2 separate regions of the Homo sapiens genome follow, and region 1 is linked to region 2. A link is a contact called in ENCODE Hi-C data. All regions are on one chromosome and are shown on one strand. Each heading gives the region's core, a stretch centred on a gene start or an enhancer-like site at or near the end of the contact. The rest is flanking DNA. Distances are from core to core; before and after follow the strand shown.

Region 1 (7,728 bases), core at 2,384-4,883, 2.8 Mb before region 2:
GTCCAGGATAGTGGATCACCAAAGGGTTGCAATATTCTTATCTATAACAATCTCAAATTGGATATGGAGGAAAATGGACAAGTTGTATATTAACAAAATACAAGACTATCTAGTACAGTTTGCCTTTTAAAAAAGAAATCTATCGTAGTGATTTAAGGCAAGTATTGCAAAAACGTTATGATCCCCAAACCAGAAAAAAATAATAATAATTATGTTTCCCTACCCAAGTAATTCTAACTGCGGGAAACATGTTATTAGAATTTGCCATAAGCTCAGAAGTTGAGCTGTTTTACTAGAAAATTAAACAAGTTTGACTAAATTTATACTCACTATTAAGTCACTTGAAAGCTTGCCTGCTGTCTCTTGTTTCAGGCTCCTGTATGTCACAAAATTAATTTGTTTCCATATTTCCTTTGGCAATTATAAGACAACTTCTGCCCAGCTTTTGTTAAAGGCTCATTTTACATTTAACCCCAGAATATAGCTCATATTTTCCTGGAATATTCAGGTGAATTTTCATTTGGACACTTAAGTTGTAGGAGTGTGAGTACACTAGGAAGACCCCAAGTCAGGTTTCTGTATTTAAGGGTGGGTGAAGTTTACCCAGATTCTTCTCCCCTTAAGTTGTTGGAATTCAAGGCAGCACCCTCATCTGGGAATTAAACAAGATTGGTTAGATAAATTTCACATCATACTAACATCTTAAAAGACGAATATGGGTAAAATATAAAGGAAGGAAAATTGAAAACTCCAAGACAGTAACTTTGAGATCAATTTCAGCTTTACTTTACATTTGCATTTATGCATTTGTTTGCAAAAAGTATACCTGTCCTTAACATTACTGCAATGTTCAGTTTAGTTTTAAAGTAGTACATAAAAATAAACAATTTAAGCTCCTATATATTTTACTGTTTCCAAGCTTCTACAGAACAGGTGTGCAAACTTAAGGTTTCTCATCTCAAACAAATCTCCATGCACGAACTAATCAAAAATGCTCAAGTCAGCAAACACGCAAAATGCATTAAAGAGAAACCTCGAATAATGTTTTTAAAAAACAAACTTTGGAACTTTTATAATTAAACTAAGTTGTTGCACCTCTCCTTTCATTTGCATATACCAAAGACTTCCAACAATAGATCTCGTACTTGGCACAAGGACATTTCAAAGAAACAAACAAAAAAAAAGAGAGAGAGAGAAAGGCAAAGAGGTTTACGCTGACTTGAGTGCAAGCTTAGTCCACTTCTTCGATGGTGGGTCCCCCGGAGGCTCCTGAACCGCCGCCGCCGCTGCCGCCGCCAGGACCACCTTGGTAAAGTTTGCTGATGATGGGGTTGCAAACTCTTTCGAGCTCTTTCTGCTTGTGTTCATACTCATCTTTCTCTGCCATCTGGTTTCGGTCGAGCCAGTTGATCACCTCCTGACACTTGTCGAGGATCTTGTTTTTGTCCTGCTCGCTAATCTTGCCCCTCAGTTTCTCGTCTTCCACCGTCTGCTTGATGTTGTAGGTATAGGACTCCAGGGCGTTTTTGGCCGCGACTCGGTCGCGATTCGCCTCATCTTCCGATTTGTACCGCTCCGCCTCCTGCACCATCCGGTCAATGTCGTCCTTGCTCAGACGACCTTTGTCATTGGTGATGGTGATTTTGTTTTCCTTACCGGTGCTCTTGTCGGCGGCGGTAACGTTAAGGATGCCATTGGCGTCAATGTCGAAGGTAACCTCGATTTGGGGGACCCCGCGAGGCGCAGGGGGAATCCCGGTCAGGTCGAACTTGCCCAGCAGGTTATTGTCCTTGGTCATGGCCCGTTCGCCCTCGTATACCTGCACCAGTACGCTGCTCTGGTTGTCCGAGTAGGTGGTGAAGGTCTGCGTCTGCTTGGTGGGGATCGTGGTGTTCCTCTTGATGAGTGGGGTCATGACACCGCCAGCTGTCTCGATGCCCAGCGACAACGGGGTCACGTCGAGTAGCAGCAGGTCCTGCACATTCTCTGATTTGTCGCCGATGAGGATGGCCGCCTGCACCGCGGCGCCATAGGCCACCGCCTCGTCGGGGTTGATGCTCTTGTTCAGCTCCTTGCCGTTGAAGAAATCCTGCAGCAGCTTCTGGATCTTGGGGATACGAGTGGAGCCGCCCACCAGCACGATCTCCTGGATCTGGCCCTTGTCCAGCTTGGCGTCGCGCAGCGCCTTCTCCACCGGCTCCAGGGTCCCGCGAAAGAGGTCGGCATTGAGCTCCTCGAAGCGGGCGCGCGTGATGGACGTATAGAAGTCCACGCCCTCGTAGAGCGAGTCGATCTCGATGCTCGCCTGCGTGGACGAGCTCAGGGTGCGCTTGGCGCGCTCGCAAGCGGTGCGCAGCCGCCTCACGGCGCGCTTGTTGGGCCCAATGTCCTTCTTGTGCTTGCGCTTGAACTCCTCCGCCAGGTGGCTCACCATGCGGTTGTCGAAGTCCTCACCGCCCAGGTGGGTGTCGCCGGCCGTGGACTTCACCTCGAAGATGCCATCCTCGATGGTCAGGATGGACACGTCGAAAGTGCCACCGCCCAGGTCAAAGATGAGCACGTTCTTCTCGCCGCCCGCGCAGCCCTTCTTGTCCAGGCCGTAGGCGATGGCCGCCGCCGTGGGCTCGTTGATGATGCGCAGCACATTGAGCCCCGTGATGGTGCCTGCGTCCTTGGTGGCCTGGCGCTGCGAGTCGTTGAAATAGGCCGGGACCGTTATGACCGCGCTGTGCACCTTGCCCCCCAGGTAGGCTTCCGCGATCTCCTTCATCTTCGTGAGGACCATGGAGGATATCTCCTCTGGGAAGAAGGTCTTGGTCTCCCCCTTGTACTCTACTTGCACTTTGGGCTTGCCTCCCTCGCTCACCACCCGGAACGGCCAGTGTTTCATATCCGACTGCACTGTGGCATCCTCGAATTTCCGTCCAATCAGCCTCTTGGCGTCGAAGATGGTGTTGGTGGGGTTCATGGCCACCTGGTTCTTGGCGGCGTCGCCGATGAGGCGCTCGGTGTCCGTGAAGGCCACGTAGCTGGGGGTGGTGCGATTGCCCTGGTCGTTGGCGATGATCTCCACCTTGCCATGTTGGAAGACCCCGACGCACGAATAGGTGGTGCCCAGGTCGATGCCGATAGCCGGGCCACGGGCAGACATCCTGACTGAAAGGCGAGCGACGTTAGGACGGGAAAACCAGGGAGATGAACTCCGCGGAGTCAACTAACGGCCACCTCGAACCAAGCACCACGGGCACTACCAGCAACTCAGCTCCCCGCGCCCAGTTCCCGGTTCTTATAGCCGCCTCTGGGAACTCCCAGACCCAATCCGCTCCCGGGACCGCCCTCACAAACTCTTCCAGCTCCACCACAGGCTTGCCTAGGTCGGAGTGACTGGCCCGTGACCCAACAGATTTCAAGTTGGACGAGGGGCGGGACTCCGGCCCCCGCCAGGAGACAGAGGGGCGGCCGTTATGTAAATGAGGTTCCTCCCTGACTCTCGGCCGCCAGGCCGTGGTGCCTCGCGCGCCTCCTGCTGCTGGCTGGCGTTAGGCGCGCGCTCCCAGAGCCAGGTGTACGCGCTTTTTCGCGGTCTTTGCCCTAGCCGACGTGCATCGGATTGGCAGGGCACGCGGCCAATGAGCAGTGCGGACTGAGGCGCGGCACGGGGAGGAGGCGTGGAAGGGGATCCCGGTGAGGAGAGCCACTGGGAGAGTTCGCTCAATTCCTGAGGTTTTAAATGCAGTTCACTGCTAGGGTGCCGACTCACTGAGCACGCAGGGGCGGAGGAATTCATTCTGAGTTGGTTGCACCGAAGAAATAAAGCTCGAGCAGCTTGTTTTCCCCGGCGCCGTCCAAGGGGAGGGAATAGGGAATTGGGGTGGCTGGGGTGGGGGGTGAGGGCGGATCCCTTGGACGGGGATTAAAGAAAAGAAAAAGTCTGAACCGGCGGTCGGCCTCCTGGGATTTTATGGTGGGTGCTTCACTGCGTCTCAGTGGTTGTGAGCGCTCGATTAAAACTGCCTGGCTGGGGCCGGGCGCAGTGGCTAACGCCTGTAATCCCAGCACTTGGGAGGCCGAGGCGGCCGGATCACGACGTTAAGACATCGAGACCATCCTGGCCAACATGGTGAAAGCCCGTCTCTACTAAAGATACAAAAATTAGCTGGGCGTGGTGGCGCGTGCCTGTAGTCTCAGCTACTCGGGAGGCTGAGGCAGGAGAATCGCTTGAACCCGGGAGGTGGAGGTTGCAGTGAGCCGAGATCACGCCACTACACTCCAGCCTGGGCGACTGAGCGAGACTCCGTCTCAAAAAAAACAAAAAAAAACCCCACTGCCTGGCGGGCGGAGAGAACCTGAGCCCAGGGCGAGGCCGACCGTTTTCCCGCGCCGCGTGAGGGCGGCTGGCGGGACGGCAGACAGGGGTGTGGCGGCGACTTGTCCTCCGAGGAGCCTGCATTTAAACCCTTCCTGCCTCACTCTTCCTTTTTCCTGTTTGTCCTGCCGCTTTAAACTCTGGTTTCGCCTTCCTGTTCATTCCATTGCTTATTTTAGGTCGCAAGTGCTTTATCCACTGCTTTGAGTTTTTGACTGGAAAACCCATAATATAATCAGTCAAAACCCACACGTTGAAACACCATAAAGTCACCCAGTCTCGGTCACCCTGGCACACACGGGGTTGTGATCGTGACCTAGTCATGTTTCTGACTCCGCTCAATGGAATGGAATGATTTTCTTTGGCTGTGCTGAGGTTAATATTGGAGGCATAAACCCTCCGAGAAGGTAGATGAAAAGGAGCGCGATTCACTTCCTCCTGTTTAACAGGAATGTGAGGACAGGTCTGGAAAATACCCTGGCACCAGGTAATAATCTTTAGAAGCAGGCTCCCATATAAATGGGCTCCTGGACGGGTGTGGAGGCTCATGCCTGTAGTTTCAGCACTTTGAAAGGCCGCGGTAGGTGGATCACTTGCTGTCAGAAGTTCGAGGCCAGCCTGGCCAACATGGTGAAACCCCGTCTCTACTAAAAATACAAAAATTAGCCGGGCGTGGTGGCGCGCGCCTGTAGTCCCAGCTACTCGAGAGGCAGAGGTTGCAGTCAGTCGAGATTGCGACACTGCACTCCAGCCTGGGCGACAGAACGAGACTCCGTCTCAAAAAAATAAAATAAATGGTCTCCAGGAGGAAGCAAAGACAGCGATCACTTTACATAATATGTGTGGGGAGGCTGGGGAAGTCCTTCCATCAAGCTTGAACAGGTACCTACTACGTGGCAGTAAAAAGCCAAATGAAATGGCCTGGTCTTCAGAGGTGGAGAGTCTAATAAACAGGTAAACATAATTTGGGAGAAGCGCTGAAAGCAAAGCGCCATGGGAACACAGAGGGGCACACCCAGGCTGATGGAAAAGTGCGTTGCTGAGAGCTACCTGGAAGAGGTGGCATGCCTAATCCGGGAGCTGAAGTTCGCCAGCAAAGAGTAGGAAAGCCATTCTTTACATAGGTTGTGTATGGGCGAAGATGAGAGCAATGTTTGCTGGACTAGGATTTCTGTACAGAAGATTAGTGTCACTAGAAGGGAGGGATACAGGCAAGCAATAGGCTCTTCAGGTGGATAGGATACATCTCAGAGCTTTTTGAGCCATGGTCTTTTTCCTGAGGCTTTGGGCTGGGAGCACCGTCCTTTAAAGCAGGCTAGTGATGTGCAGCCATGTAAAAGCTGTATGAAATGGCGCTGGAGAAAAGCTTTTGTCAACCCAGAAGTTATCTGTGACCAAAAAGTAATGTTGAGAGAATTCTATAAAGTCAATGAACATTTAAGATTATTTTATCTAGTGGTGTATATCATTTCCAGTTTTTAAGAACATAATTGGTTATTAATCGGTTAATGTCATCAGTTAGTACTAATTTTAACCATAATTCCTATCCTCTTTTCCATGAATTTGAAAAAATTTTGAAAAAGGGGACGTTTTAAAGAAAATATTAGAAAGGCTGGACGCGGTGGCTCATGCCTGTAATCCCAGCACTTTGGGAGGCCGAGGCGCGTGGATCACGAGGTCAGAAGTTCAAGACCAGCCTGGCCAAGATGGTGAAACCCTGTCTCTACTAAAAATACAAAAATTAGCCGGGCCTGGTGGTGGGCGCCTGTAATCCCAGCTACTTGGGAGGCTGAGGCAGAGGATTGCTTGAATCCGGGAGGCAGAGGTTGCAGTGAGCTGAGATCACGCCACTGCACTCCAGCCTGGGCGACAGAGCAAGACTCTGTCTAAAAAAAAAAAGAAAAAGAAAAGAAAATATTAGGAAAACAAGGATAAAACCCAGACTTTTCTAATTGAAACTGTCATAAATTGTGAGTACAGATCTCTTGATTTTATTCTTGGAAATTCTTGTCTTTTGTGTAGTTTGGGGGTGGGGGGTATTTGTTTGGTTTTTTTTGAGACAGAGTCTTGTTCTGTCGCCAGGCTGGAGTGCAGTGGCTCACTGCAACCTCTGCCTCCTTGGTCCAAGAGATTGTCGTGCCTCAGCCTTCCAGATAGCTGGGTTACTTATGTGCACCAGCACGTCCATCTAATTTTTATATTTTTGGTAGAGACAGGGTTTCACCATGTTTGCCAGGCTGTTCTCGAACCCCTGACTTCAAATTGTCTGCCCATCTTGGCCTCCCAACGTGCTGGGATTACAGGCCTGAGTTTTTCTTCTCTCTTTTCTTTTCTTTCTCTTTCTTTCTTTCTTTCCTTCTTTTTCTTTCTTTCTTTCTTTTCTTTTCTTTGTTTTTTTAGAAAAGGGAATTAGTGGGCTGGAAGCAATGCATATTCTTTGTAGAACTGATGATATATGACTTAGAGATACAGTCTCAGCTACAACTGAAACAAAGAATGTGAGAAACACAAATTCTTTAAATCTCTTGCATTCAGTCAGCCCTCAACACACCTCAAGCAAACCAAGATTGCAAAAGAGCAAGCAGGCCAGAGTTCTCACATAGAATCACTAAAATTAGAGCTTCAGAGGAATAGTTTCTTTTGCACAATAACTGTGCTACCTCTGTGCCCAGATATTACAAACACATCTTGCAATCTGACCACCACATTCATCTTTAACACAGGTTTCTGAAACCACAGTAGCAATTATACCCACATTTTCATTAGCCATGTATATTTTTTTCTGCCCTAACTTGTGTTTTGTATGTTCCATAGTTTAAGAGGCATCCTAAGCTTTTCCCAAAAAAGACACTGTATTTGTATTTTGGGTTTTTAAAAATTTGTTTGTTTGTTTTAAGAGACAGGGACTTGCTGTGTCACCCAGGCTGGAATGCAGTGGCAGGCTCACAGCTTGCACAAGCGATCCTCCCACTTCAGCCTCCGGAGTAGTTAGGACTACAGGCATGCACCACCAAGCCCGGCTAATTTTTGTATTTTTGTAGAGATGGAGTTTTGCCATGTTGGTCAGTCTGGTCTCGAACTCCTTAGCTCAAGCTCTCCACCAGTCTCAGCCTCCCAAAGTGCTGGGATTACAGTAGTGAGCCACCACACCTGGCCAATATTTTTTCTTTACATTAAATATGATCATGCCTTTTATTTAGCATTACTCATTGTGGGATTTATTCTAAGGAAATAATAGAAAATGCAGGTAGTATTATTTATGTTAATGATAATAGAAAGGAAATGGTTTAAATATCCAAAAATAAGAGATTACCTAAATTATAGTACATGCATATGATGAATTCTTACGCAGCCGTAAAAAT
Region 2 (7,667 bases), core at 4,514-7,013:
GTTGAAATAATCTTTATGGTTAAAACTGTAACCGGTTAAGGTGAAATTTTAAAATAAAGAAACACTCATAAATAACAGTTGAGATCACCAGAACAGCTAAAAGCTAACATCTTGGGAACAGTTTTTAATAAAAATACATTATTTCAATTATTGTTTTAAATCTTAGAGAACAAATTTCCTAATTAAATTGGGCTTTATCAACAATAGAACAGGTGTACACTATTTTACCCAAAAAGTGTTTCTGTGAAAAAGTACTGGCATAACAAATCTAAGTCACTAGAAAAATTGAATTCTCCTTTTAGAGGTACTTACTCTCCTTTCAGTTAAAGCTTCCACTGGCAAACTGTAGTTAGCTTTCAGCTGGTTAATTATCCACAAACAAGCCCTTAAAAACAATCACTTCAACATATTAGATGGCTACCACTTTGCCACATTAGATGGCTAAGAAAGAAAGAGAAGAGAAGGAAGGAAAGAAAGAAAACAAGTGTTTAGAAGGATGTGGAGAAATAGGAACCCTTGTGCACTGTTGGTGGGAATGTAAACTGGTGCAACTGCTATAGAAAACAATATGGTGGTTCCTTGAAAATTAAAAAGGGTTACCATATGATCCAGCATCCCTCTTCTGGATATGTATCCAAAAAAAGTGAAAGCTTCAAAGAGAGATTTGCAGACTCATGTTCAGAGCAGCACAATAACCAAGATGTGGAAGCAACCCAAGTGTCCGTTGCTGGATGAATGGAGAAACAAAATATGGAACATATAATGGAATATTGCTCAGACTCAAAAAGGAAGGAAATTCTGACACATGCTACAACATGGATGAACCTTGAGGACATTACACAAAGTGAAATAAGCCCATCACAAAAATATTAAAACCCTATAATTCTATTTATATGAGGCATCTAGAGTAGTTAAATTTGCAGAAACAGAAAGTAAAATGGTGGTTGCCAGAGGCTGAGGAGAGGGGGAAATTGGGAGTTGTTTAATGGGTAAGATTTCAGCTTTGCAAGATGAAAAAGTTCTGGAAGTTAGTGGCACAATGTGAATATACTTAACACTACTGAACAGTACTTAGAAATGGTTAAGATGGTAAATTTTAGGTTAATGTTTTTGAACTACGATTTTAAAAAACAATCAAAAGCTATAAGAAAAAAGCCATGAGGTAATCACATTTTTGTTTTTATGAAACAAAAATTTTAAATTTTGTTTTAAAAATTCAGGTTTTAGATACTAGATTTCTCTAAAGGGATCATGTCTGGCAAATAAATAAGGGTTTATAAATTTCTACTGCAGAAAACATGAACATTAATACTCAACGCATATACAAAACAGTTAATTCTTGATGTGTCAAGAGACCAAGAGATATAATTATTTTTAAAATTCCAAAGCCTATAGTTAATTTAAACAATCTGACCATATTTTTACCAAAAATACTGAGCAACAAGAAGCTTGGCTTGTCTTAGTTTCAAATTCTCTTTCTAACCTTCCAGAGTTAAGCAGAAAACACATACACACACTGGGTAAAATCCACCCACTGGATAACTAGTCACAAAGTTTAAAAAATCAATTTCTTGATTGGAAACTCATCCAACATCACATTTAAATTTAGATTTTTTTATCCTGGTTAAGAAACAGACTTATGTTAATCTTAGATAAAGGGATACAGTATTTTAAGTATCTAAATTTAAAAAATTATATACTAAGAGAAGGCATCTATGAACACACAATTTAACCCAAATCTTTAACATCCATGCACATCAATTTTTATTTCACCACCAAACATAATAAACTGAGTTCTTCAGAAAAAAAAAAAAAATCAGTCAAGAGACTAAATAATCCCCCTCAGCTTTCTATACACCACTCTTGACATACAAGAATAGAATGTAACCACAAAATCTAAACCCTGAGCCGTGACACCATTAGAGTCACAGACAATGGCGTTAAAAGTAAAGACAATGGAAGTTAACAGGTAGAAAAGTTGACATTCTCCAAACTGCACAAGGTGCTCTGCAGTGGACCGTAGGAATGAACTCCAATACTTTCTCAGTCTAAAATAACTCGATAGTTCAGTAAATACACACGTGTGGAAGAGTGCATAGACTTCATACAAATTGAGCCACAAAACAGACCAGTAAGACAAGCTTGAAGTCTTGCCTTCAGATGGAACCCAATGGTCTTAACTCTGGAGAAACTCATAAGCAAAGGACAGTTTTTCTACCACGTAGCTGCTTTACTGAGAATATTTTATCAACTCATTATCTTTTACAAAGGTTAATTTTTATAAAATTGTCTAAACTTTGGCATCAAGACGAAAAATGTTTTAACTTACTGCCAGTACTAAGAATGCAGTGTCTTGCACATATCTTGCTTAAATGAACAGTAAGACTAGAATACTGTGTATGTTTGACTCTAGAGTCCAGAGTAAACTCAGTATTCTATTTGGGGAGAAAACACAGGGGTGAGCAATTGTGAAGCAGGAGGCCTCCACTAGAGTAGAGAGCAGATCAGATGCTCAAGAAAAATAACTGATACTAGGTGCCAATATAACCCAAGGATGTACTCTTTTGCCCATTGTAACAGGAAAAAAACGCTTTTCAAGCTCTGGATCCAATGTTAGTCTTTTCACTTTCAGGAGATAGAAAAGATGCATGAAGACACAGAAAAGAAACTAAAGGAAACAGCTGGAAGGACTAGCAAAAAAGAGTTTTAAGAGTTGTGGAAGTTTAAACAAGAATTTTAACAGGTAACATCTATTTTCAAGTACACAGTGTCATCAAGACTCCTGCAATGGGCTAAGTGCTTCACAAGCATTATCTCATTTAACCTTTACAATAACTGCTCAGATGGCTGCTATTCTTATCATCATTTCAAAAGGAGGAAAGAGGCTCAGAGGCATTCAGTAACTTGCTCAAGCTCACAAGTGAAGGGCTGGGACCCTTAACTCAGAGGTATCTGCCTCTAGATCCTATGCTCTTAACCACCATATGCTGCTTCCTCAAACAAAAGGACAATCAAAATAGAATCATAAGGAGAAAAGTTTGCTAATAAATGAGAGAGCTTCTTGACTTTTAATGGCCAAAGTTAATGAAGGAAATTAAGGAATATCTATTCTCAGAAATTTTACTTTAATGATTCAGTAATTATTTGTTTTGGAAAACTCTGAAGGAGTCTGGCCTGAAGCCTGAAACAGAATCATTACTCTCTTGACATTCCCTTAAAAATCTAAAAATCAAAATGCACGTGCTATTAAATAAGTTCAGCCCCTATAACTAGGAACAACATGAAATGTCCTGCGTTAAATCTACAGTATCATAACCATACCCATTTTCTATTCTGATTTCTTCCAATTCTTCAGGTTTTGAGTTTCCTAGACCTTCTTTTAAAAAGACAAATTTGTTTTCCAAACTCCGACATTGGGAGCTCATTTAAAATGAAAAAAAAAATTGCTTGAAGAAAATCTCCGTCCCTCAACCTCTCAGTTATCTTTCAAAAAACTGTAAATTAGTTAGAAAAGGTCATCTATTATAAACAGCATCTAAAAGTGCTGAGTAACCACCACTTATTAAGTGTTTAACTTAATTTTTCAGTTATATCAAGAACTTCTATACTAAGAAATATGAATCCATCCAATCCAAGGTTGCCAAGTTTTCAAATGAGAAAATTTTGAAAGTAACAGATGGGCTGAGGAAAATCTAAGAGCTTATTTAGAATTGGGGCTGATGAACAGTAGCTAATTTATTAATTCGTTTCAAAACTGCTTCTGATATTCTGAACGGATGAATGGCAAAACAATGAGTTCGATACTGTATATAAAAAAAGTGGTACATAATTTAATGCATTGTATTAAGTATGATTCAATATATAATAAGGATAGAAAACTGGCACTACACAGAGGTAATCTGCCTTAGGTTTACAATATAGCAGCTTTATCATTTCATCAAAAGCACTGTAATCACCTCCGCAAAATAAACTGCAATTAATTCCTGGTAACTCTTGGAATTAATCTAGACCTGTTTGCTCACTTTTTGAATTTTATAAGTGACCTTCTCTGCTGTATACAAACTAAGAATTTAATATTCTATTGAAGAAGGACCAGGAGAAGGGATCTACAAAACAGCAGGAATATAAACAAGTTTATCTTCTGCTGATACTGATTAGGGAAATTAATCTCTCTGCCAGAAGAGTGGAAGGATTTAACAGCAAAGCCAGTCTACTAACCAAAACTCTTACTCTAAATCTTCAATTCCTTAAGTGATTTCCTTAAAAGTTAAAATGCCAAAGTGGGCAAAATTGTGTGTGTGTTGGGGGATGGGGGAGTCCGCTCTTAACACCACTGGTCCAACTCACAATTCTTAATCTCTAATGTACCCCTTAGACTCAAACTTCAAGGTGATTTATAAAACTTGCATTAAGTTCTAACCGAGTGATTACTTACTTTAGATATATGTTGACGGTTTTCCTTTAATATACTTCAATTTCAGGAAAATGAGACAGAGTTCGAAAATTTTTGCAACATTTTAGTGCCGCATTTCATTCACTCATCATATACTTTTTTCAGTATCATTAAAACTGCCTAAATTTAACCAGCCCCTACATTTTCATTATTTGAAGAATGAATGAGGCATATATTCATTTATAATATCTGCGTTCTCGTGACAGGTGATATGAACTCAAGTATCCAATTCTGAAGTTCTCTTTAAAATGTTGCCATTTCCCTAAATTCCCATTACTCTGACTCTCAGTCTAGGCAAGTTTTTCAAGGCGATTAAAACGAAACAAAACCTGCACGTGCAAACTAAAAAGTTCGCATCTTAAGGCCATCGCGGCAAATCCCTAATGCACAAAGGCAAAGACACCCGCGACGGCTGGACAACTACAGGACAAGATCGCATCCGACCACGCGAGTCCCTCAGTCGGGAACTCAAGGCCCCAAGTCCACTGGAAAGCCAGGACCAGCGTGCAGGGTCCGCCCCAGGGCCGAGTTTTCAATGGAACTGGAGAGGATGGGGGCGGGAAGGAGCGGAAGCTCCGGGTGCAAACCGCGGCTACCGAGCTGCAGCTCATTTCTCTTCCCGGGGTTTTCAGGCTGGGTAAAGTCCCCTCCGGATGGGGCCACAGAGCAGGCTGGGTTTTTGAGGCGGGTAGGTGGGCGGCGCGAGGCCCCCACGGCCGGCGGGGAGGGCAAGCAGGGCTCAGACCCCGGCCCCTGAAAGCACTTTCGAGGCGTCTCCCACCCCCCACGACAAGATGGCGACGTGGACAGCGGGGGAGCCCGGCCGGCGAGGTTGGGGGAAGAGAGGGGAGGGGAGCAGCAGCAGAAACAAAAAGGCTGCCCCCCCCAATCCCATTAACGCCGAGGCCGGCCCAGGAGCCCAGGGCGGGCAGGCGGGCGGGGTCGCCGGGGGAGAAGGCGGCGGGCCGAGGGAATGGGCTTACTTTTTCTTGTCGTTCGCGCCGCCGGCGCCCTCCATGGTGAATCGGTCCCCGCGATGTCTTCACGGCGGGCGGCCCCCAGGCTCGCTCCGGCCTAAGCGCTGGCTCCCTCCACACGCGGAGAAGAGAAGGAAAGGCAAGTCCAGAGGTGGGGGTGCGAGGCGGGAAACCCCTCGTGAGACTAGAGAGAAGCGGGCGGCAATCGCCGGGGTCCGGGCCCGGCTCCGAGCCTCTCCTCAGGTGGCTTGTCAGGGCCCAGCCCGACACACTGGCCGAAGCGACGAAGAGGGTGATCCTCCTGTCCCCTCAGACGAGGCAGCACTGTGCACTGAGGAGCTGAGGCAGCGTCAGGGGGCGGGCAAGGGCGGAGGCGCGCTCGGGCGCGCGGGGAGGGGAGAGGGGGCGGGAGCGCGCCCGCTCGCCTGCCCAGGCCGGCGCGCGCTCCCGCAAGCCCGCCTCACCTGAGGTGGAGGCGGGTTCCTCGAGATCCAATGGCGAGCGACGCAGGCGGCAAGTCCCCACCCCAGCCCACGCCGCTCTCAGCCAATCAGGAGGCGGTCAGCTGAGGCACAGCTGGGACGGGCTGCGACGCTCACGTGCTCGTCTGTGTTTAGCGGCGGAGGAAAGAGAAAGGAGATGGGGGTGCGGCTCAGCCCGAGTCTGGGGACTCTGCGCCTTCTCCGAAGGAAGGCGGTGCCCGGCTTTGGGAGGCGCTGCTGAGAAGGGATTTCGGTTGCCTGGTCCCAAACATGCATCATATTTTCCTACTCTTGGTGCAGTAATGTAATGCTCCTGCTCTCTTTCTCCTCGGCCTCAGTGCTGGGCACGATTGCCGCCCAACTCTGCTGGGCTCTCTGTTCAAAAAAGCAGACTTCGCCTCGTGGCAGCAAGCCCTTCCTTTGGTCTCGTTGCTCAGATGTGTTACAACGGGGTCTTTCCTTACCAGATTACCTAACCATGGGTCAATGTCACCCACCGCACTCTTTGCCACGGAGCACAGGGGAACTCACCTTGTCTACTAAGTTTTTCTGTGGCGGAGTTTACTTACTGAATAAATGCAATTAAAAATAAAAATGAACTCCTGTTGCTGTAAACTTCAAGGGAAATAAAGTTGCAGGGAAATCTTAAAATCTGAAACTATGTTAAGCATTTGCAAATAGGTATAAATGACTTTAATAAGCATATAAACCAATTTCAGGGAAAGAGTAGAAAAAATGGCCTTTGGCAACTTTGCAAGCTACTAAACAAAACATAATCACTTTTGTCTTTGGAGGCATAAACTTCAAGCCTGTCAGTCTTCTAAAAGAAAAATATGTTTTGAGCCCAACAAAGTAGCATTGCACATATATCTCCACTTGGCGCTAAATTATTTTACTTCTCACCTTTGCCTTATGAGTTTCTTGTTAAAACCTAGCTTTGGGTTGTAAATATAAATATCTGTAGTGGCTTTCAATTGTATTAGCATGTAAAAACAATGGTCTATATAGAAGCATCAAACTCTGACAAGACAACAACCAATGTATACAGCACCTCTTTTTAACTGGTCAGTAGACCTACAAAGATACGATTAAACATTGACCTTAGCGGACAGGGTGGTTCCAGCTACTCAGAGGTGTGAGGCTGGAGAAGCCTGGGTGTTCCAGCCTAGGGAACGTAGCGAGACTCCGTCTCTTTAGAAAATTTTTGATCTTCACGCTACTTTTGTTTTTTCAGATCTACAACACTAAATGATATGTATTATGTCTTGAAAAGAACCATGGGAAATGCCTGAAGAGAAGAAAGAACTAAAAATAATTACTCATAATTTCTTTTTTAATTGTGGAAAGAATACTGTAAATTAAAAACTTTTTAGTTTAACATTCTCAAGATACTGTGTTAAGAACACTGGCTCCAGAATCAAGCGTGAGCTTGTACACAGGCTTTGAATCTTACTGGCAAGTCGTTTAATCTCTCCATAACTCAGTTTACTTATTTATAAAATGGATATAAAAGTGTCTATACCACAGTATTATGGATGGTTAAATGAGATAATAAATGTATACTTAGAACAATATCTGGTGCATAGTAAGCACTCAGTAAATGTTAGCTCTTAGTATTGTTGGTGGCGTTATTATTATTATCATTATTATTATTCTGAGGCGGAGTCTCGCTCTGGCCCACAGGCTGGAGCGCAGTGGCGCGATTTCGGCTCACTGCAACTCCGCCTCCCAGGTACAAGTGATTCTCCTGCCTCA

Evidence for each region. A loop is a pair of places that touch in the nucleus more often than their neighbours do. Pooled maps may share reads with other maps.
Region 1: a loop to region 2 is called in a pooled map, with 5 times the contacts of the local background. The contact joins the promoter of HSPA2-AS1 here to the promoter of HIF1A in region 2. A Hi-C loop is called at or near these places in 4 of 50 pooled maps.

What each region holds. Positions count from the first base shown.
Region 1 is chr14:64,536,273-64,544,000 of GRCh38, reverse strand. HSPA2-AS1 (HSPA2 and ZBTB1 antisense RNA 1) reads left to right here and starts at 3,633. Exons shown (of 4, transcript NR_110550.1): 1 at 3,633-3,684. It overlaps HSPA2 (heat shock protein family A (Hsp70) member 2), which reads right to left and starts at 3,260. Exons shown (of 1, transcript NM_021979.4): 1 at 764-3,260. The coding sequence starts at 3,151. The coding sequence ends at 1,232. RefSeq lists an enhancer at 3,116-3,225 and a silencer at 3,396-3,485.
Region 2 is chr14:61,693,609-61,701,275 of GRCh38, reverse strand. HIF1A (hypoxia inducible factor 1 subunit alpha) reads right to left here and starts at 5,763. Exons shown (of 15, transcript NM_001530.4): 1 at 5,437-5,763. The coding sequence starts at 5,471. HIF1A-AS1 (HIF1A antisense RNA 1) reads left to right here and starts at 5,453. Exons shown (of 2, transcript NR_047116.1): 1 at 5,453-5,569. RefSeq lists silencers at 5,305-5,404, 5,705-6,004 and an enhancer at 6,075-6,444.